Regions from separate parts of the Mus musculus genome. Here region 2 is linked to region 1. A link is a loop called in an ENCODE intact Hi-C map of the cell type or tissue named here. Cell type or tissue: left cerebral cortex. All regions are shown on one strand. Links, peaks and the distances in the headings refer to the core of each region. The heading gives the core; the rest is flanking DNA. Region 1 has its middle 18 kb from the start of n-TAcgc3. Region 2 has its middle 11 kb from the start of Oprd1.

The links. Hi-C counts contacts between places; a loop is a spot of excess contacts. Peaks named below come from ENCODE experiments on the same cell type or tissue, not always from the same donor. Only the 100,000 strongest peaks of a DNase experiment are listed, where the experiment ranks them.
Region 2: a loop joins it to region 1, with 1.9 times the contacts of the local background. A loop is called at or near these places in 3 of 42 quality-filtered maps.

Annotation. Positions count from the first base shown.
Region 1 is chr4:132,105,808-132,108,613 of GRCm38, forward strand. No RefSeq gene overlaps it. Among named protein-coding and RNA genes, the nearest start is that of n-TAcgc3, 18 kb to the right of the region's middle. In left cerebral cortex, for the core only: CTCF peaks have their summits at 1,486 and 1,686; no DNase peak of the experiment used is centred there.
Region 2 is chr4:132,154,336-132,157,141 of GRCm38, forward strand. No RefSeq gene overlaps it. Among named protein-coding and RNA genes, the nearest start is that of Oprd1, 11 kb to the left of the region's middle. In left cerebral cortex, for the core only: no CTCF peak of the experiment used is centred there; DNase peaks (open chromatin) are centred at 1,198 and 1,458.

The sequences.
Region 1 (2,806 bases), core at 241-2,740:
ATTCAGCTCACACTTCCATACTGCTGTTCATCACCAAGGAAGCAGGTCAGGAAGCAGGAGCTGATGCAGAGGCCATGGAGGGATGTTCTTTACTGGCTTGCTTCCCCTGGCTCGCTCAGCCTGCTCTCTTATAGAACCAAGACTACCAGCTCAGAGATGGTCCCACCTACAAGGGACCTTTCCCCCTTGATCACTAATTGAGAAAATGCCTTACAGTTGGATCTCGTGGAGGCATTTCCTCAACTGAAGCTCCTTTCTCTGTGATAACTCCAGCTGTGTCAAGTTGACACAAAACTAGCCAGTACACAAGGTAATGAAAGACTCCCATCTGCTACTCATGCGTGCTGGAAGCTTCCATGACCAAATCATGCAAGGGCTCTCATTCCCTGGTTTTTTCTTTCTTTCTTTTCTTTTCTTTTCTTTTTCTTTTTCTTTTTTTTTTTTTTTTTTTTTTGAGACAGGGTTTCTCTCTATAGCCCTGGCTGTCCTGGAACTCACTTTGTAGACCAGGCTGGCCTCGAACTCAGAAATCCGCCTGCCTCTGCCTCCCAAGTGCTGGGATTAAAGGTGTGAGCCACCACGCCCGGCTCCCTGGTTCTTTCTAAATGTTCTCAGTTTCTCACCAAGTGAGCTTTATCTTTGTCATTATTGTCTGTTTGTGGGCTGTTGTCCTTTTGTTAATTTGGGTTCCTTCCACACAGGGTCTCAATCTGGAGCACAGGCTGGCCTCAAACTCATAGTAATTCTCCTACTCCAGTAAGTGCTAGGATTACAGGCTTGAGTCACTATATCCAGCTTCTTTTCGTTTTCTGTCTCTGTCTCTGTCTTATGTCTCTCTTTCTCTCTCTAGGTTCTTGAGACAGTATCACACCATGAAGCCCAGGCTATCCTTGAATGAGACATCCTCCTGCCTCACCTTTCTGCTTGTGCCACCCCACCCATCTGGCCTCTAAAGTCTAAAGGCAACAGGCTGAGACTCTTTCCCAAGATTATGTAGCAAAGACCTGAAAGGTGTCGGGTATCACAGACCAGTCGGCCTTCAAGGCAGGAAGAGATGGATGTGAGATGGGCCTGCCAATATCATGGTAGGGTTTTAGATGTTTCATATGTGTGTGATACCAATGTTAAAAGGCACAGACCCTGGCACAGGAAATACCACCGAAGTCTCTCTGAGTAATTAGTGTTCCCTCTTAGGAGGTGGAGAGAAGAAATAGACATAAGATGTGTTCCTCCTGGAATCATCAAGAGAGGCCATCCTCTCCCCTGAACCTCATAATAACATCTGTTTCCTAGTCAGTTTGAGAGCAGTTATGAAGCTGGTACAAGTGAGAGTGTTTGTTGGCTGTGCATCATGGGCTCCTCCTGGTGCTGATGCGGGACTAGATCCTGGACAGGGCCTCCTAGAGCTGCCTGTGGATCACATGTAGCCCAAAACAAAAATCATAAACTTCACTTAAGCTTTTTTATTTTTTTAAGATTTATTTATTTATTTATTTATTTATTTATTTATTTATTTATTTATTTATTATATGTAAGTACACTGTAGCTGTCTTCAGATGCACCAGAAGAGGGCATCAGATCTCATTACAGATGGTTGTGAGCCACCATGTGGTTGCTGGGATTTGAACTTCTGACCTTCGGAAGAACAGTCGGGTGCTCTTACCCACTGAGCCATCTCACCAGCCCCCCCCCTTTTTTTTGAAACAGGGTTTCTCTATGAAGTTCTGGCTGTTCTGGAACTCACTCTGTAGACCAGGCTGGCCTCAGACTCAGAGATCTGTCTGCCTCTGCCTCCCCAGTGCTGGGATTAAAGGCATGTGCTACCACCACCCCCTGCCTCACTTTGTTTTGTTTTTTTCTCTTTTGTAGCTGGATTAAACAGCTCTCCAGTATGAACTTCATAGATGGCAGCATCATAATGTGACGTCACGGCTTGAACATGACTGACAGCATCTTCAGCTGCTGAGGTCCCTCATCAGCTCATGGTGACTCCAGTTTGAACTCTCAAGCTGCCTGCATCCAGAGCCTCAAACCCACTGTCCTGGTCTCAGGAGCCCATCTACAAGCTCAGAATGAGGGACCACATCCTGACTCTGCATCACTCCTGCCAATGAGCATTGCCCACCTAGGGCCAGAAGTAACATAAAGGAATAGGCAGTGAATGAATAATTGTGAGCTAGTGTGGTGGTACACACCTATGATTCCAGCACTTGGGAGGTGGAGGAAGGAGGGTCAGAAATTAAAGGACACCCTTGGCTACATTGTGAGCTTGATGCTAGCCTGGGCTACATCATGAGATCCTGACACATCTGGGGAAACCTGCAGAGGACAGAGGGGTGAGATTCCCTAAAACTACAGGCAGTTGTAACCTGCTTGATTTGGGTGCTGGGAACTGAACTCAGGTCCTCTGGAAGAGTGGTTCCTGCTTCTAACTGCTGAGCTACACTCCAGACTCTGTTCCACACATGGTTTGTATATAAGTACCAAAGTCGGGGTCTAACAGGGAACCTCACTGTCTAGGGTTTAGAGTCTCCGCAGCTGGCTTCGTATGGCGCTGCAGTTCTAAGTTTGGGATCTAAGTATAGATACAGAGCGATGGCAGCTGGCCTTTGGACTGTGTTCTAGCAGGTAGGAGCTCAGCCAGGGCACTTGCGGCTCCAGCAACCTTCCAGATGCCAAATGCCCATCTCTCAACATGCCAGGCACTTAGGACTCCAAGCCAAGCAACTTCCTGACAACAGCCAGCTTTGGAGCCCCCATAACTACTAGGGAAGAACCTTGTATTGCGGCCCACTATGTGCCAGAA
Region 2 (2,806 bases), core at 1-2,500, 48 kb after region 1:
AGAAAAAGTTAAATTGCCAGAAGACATCAGCTTCTGGCTCTAGAGATAGAGACAGAGTCAAAAGTCAACAGCTTTGGCCCTGATCACTAATGCCCCCCCAGCTACCTTCCCCATGTACCCAAACTGGATGCCAAGCTGGACCCCAGCAGTGCTGGGATTAAAGGTGTACCACTACTACCCAGCAAAGGAGAGATTTTTGCCCTGGCCTAGTTAGCTTTTTTCTTTCTGCATCCCAGCTTCCCACACACTGCCCACCATCACGCTCTGTCACAGGTGAAGCCAGAAGCTGAAATAAATAAATCTTTCCACCAGGTGTGGGGTTTGAAGCCAGGTAGGCATGAGCGTCTGCTATTATCATTCCTTTGGTAGATGTTGGGTCTCCTGCCTGCCCAAGCCAACTTCTACAGATATCTTGCTCCCGAGCTATGGATATATTACATAGCACCTGTCTGGCTTTCATCAGGCCCTGAGTTCAATCCCTTGTACCAAAAGGAGGAGGAGGAGGAGGAGGAGGAAGAGGAGGAGGAGGAGGAGGAGGAGGAGGAGGAGGAGGAGTAGTAGTAAACTCTTCTCATCTCCAGGTTTACCTGAATGGCTATGAGGATTTTGGCCTTATCAGGTTGACTGGAAATCTCAGCTCAGCTCTTGGCAGAGGTGCCAAATGTGTGTGACCCCAACACCTAGGCTCCTACCTCCCAGAGCAAAGCTGGTTGCCTCTGACCACCCTCTCTCTCCAGTATATAGGGGATCACTCCCTTGGAAACCAGGAAATCCTTGTGTTTGTTCCCACTCTTTGTTTTGGGGGTGGGGCATTCTGACTGTGTAGCCAGGGTTGGCCTTGAACTCACACTCCCCCTGCCTTTGTCTTCTAAGTGCTGGGGGTTTAGACGTGAACATCACACCTCCACCTCTGTTACAGTACAGAGCAGACAAAAGCCCTCCAAATCTAACTGAAAACTTTGGGCTGGGCTTGGTGTTTAACACCATCCCTAACTTCAGGGGCAAAACCCAAAACTGGATGGGAAATCCGGGGCCAGCCCAGGGCATCAGAAGGCGTCAGTCAGCCACGGGAGCAACAGCAATCACTGCAGTAGTCAGAGCTGAAAGGAAACTCCCCGGGGAAGCTATTAGCAATTTAGTACGTGGGAATGTGGCTCCCACCTGCCAGAAAGACAAATCTGCCTGGTGCAAAATACAGCAGCTGGCTTGCCTCTTAGCAGCTCCCCTGGGCTGCCTTTCAGTCCACCTCCATCTGTGAGCCCCTGGAGGGAAGAGGAATGTGAAGATGACCATAAAATAATAACCACTCTCACTTGCAAAGCACTTTTGGCTTCCCAGAGCACTTGCACATCAGTAGCTTCTCTCGACAGCATCCCTGATACCGAGGTCAGATTTCCTTATTTCATCTCATCGCCAGAGAGTTGGACATCTTCAGAGCCTGGATGAGATCAGGAGAGCATCCAACAAACGAGAGAAAAAAAATATAAGATTGGCGCCTACCATCTGGTTGCTGACGGTAGGATCTGAGACTCAAGGAGAGACTATGATTAAGATCCACTGTGTGTATGTAGGAAATCCTTAAAGACAATAAAAATACTATATTAAAAACAAAACTAGCGCCGGGCATGGTGGCGCACGCCTTTAATCCCAGCACTTGGGAGGCAGAGGCAGGCGGATTTCTGAGTTCGAGGCCAGCCTGGTATACAAAGTGAGTTCCAGGACAGCCAGGGCTACACAGAGAAACCCTGTCTTGAAAAACAAACAAAAAACAAAACTGGCTGGGCAGTGGTGGTGAATGCCTTTAATCCAAGCACTTGGGGAAGCAGAGATAGCTAGTCTACAGGGTGAATCCCAGGCCAGCTACACAAAGAGACCCTGTCTCAAGAAAATTAGAAGCAAAACAAAATGCAAAAGAGAGGTTCATTCTTTCCTTTTACAGTTATGAGTGTTTTGCCTGCATGTATTTCTGTGCACCACGTGTGTCCATGGTGCCCAGTGGAGGTCAGAAGAGGGCGTCAGATCCCCTAAAACTGGAGTTACAGACTCCCATGTGGGTGCTGGGAATTGAACCTGGGTCCTCTGGAAGAGCAACTACTGCTCTTGACCATTGTGCCATCTCTGTAATCCCTGAGACTAATTCTTGACTACTCTCTTTTTCTATCTTTAAAAAAAAATTGTTTTACTTATATCTTGTGTGTGTGGTATATGTGTGTAGTGTGTGTGTGTGTTTGTATAGTATATATGTGTAGTGCATAAGGCATGTATATCCCAGGTCAGAGGACAATCTGGGAGGGTTGGTTCTCTCCTTCTGCCCTGTGAGACCCAGGGTTCAAACTGGCTGGCAGGCTTAGTAGCCTTTCCTGCCAAGCCATCTTGCTGGGCCTGTTTCTGCCTCTCAACGGCTGCCAGTTCTGTAGTGGTCTCCTCTGACCTTCAATTCTTGCTGAATCTGTTGACATGGCTGTTGTCTCTACATGCAGCCCTGCAGACTTGCGGCCAGTAGGCAGTCTGACTACAGGCCCTCCCCCCCCACATGGTTTCAGCTCTTTCTGCCTTTCATGTGTGACACTTTTCCAGAGGACAACCATCGACTCACCCCAGAGTGGCAACGGACAGCAGACCAAAGTAACCGTACAGCGGAAGCCCATTTGGACGAACCAGTGAGTTTATTGGGGTTACTGGGAGGAATATGGGTGAAGGGTTACAGGAACACGGTTAGCTCCCAGGCAGACGCATCACTGAAAGGCAACCCCAAATGAGTGACAGCTGGAGCTCTCTGCATGACTTCAGGCAGCTCAAAAGGTCA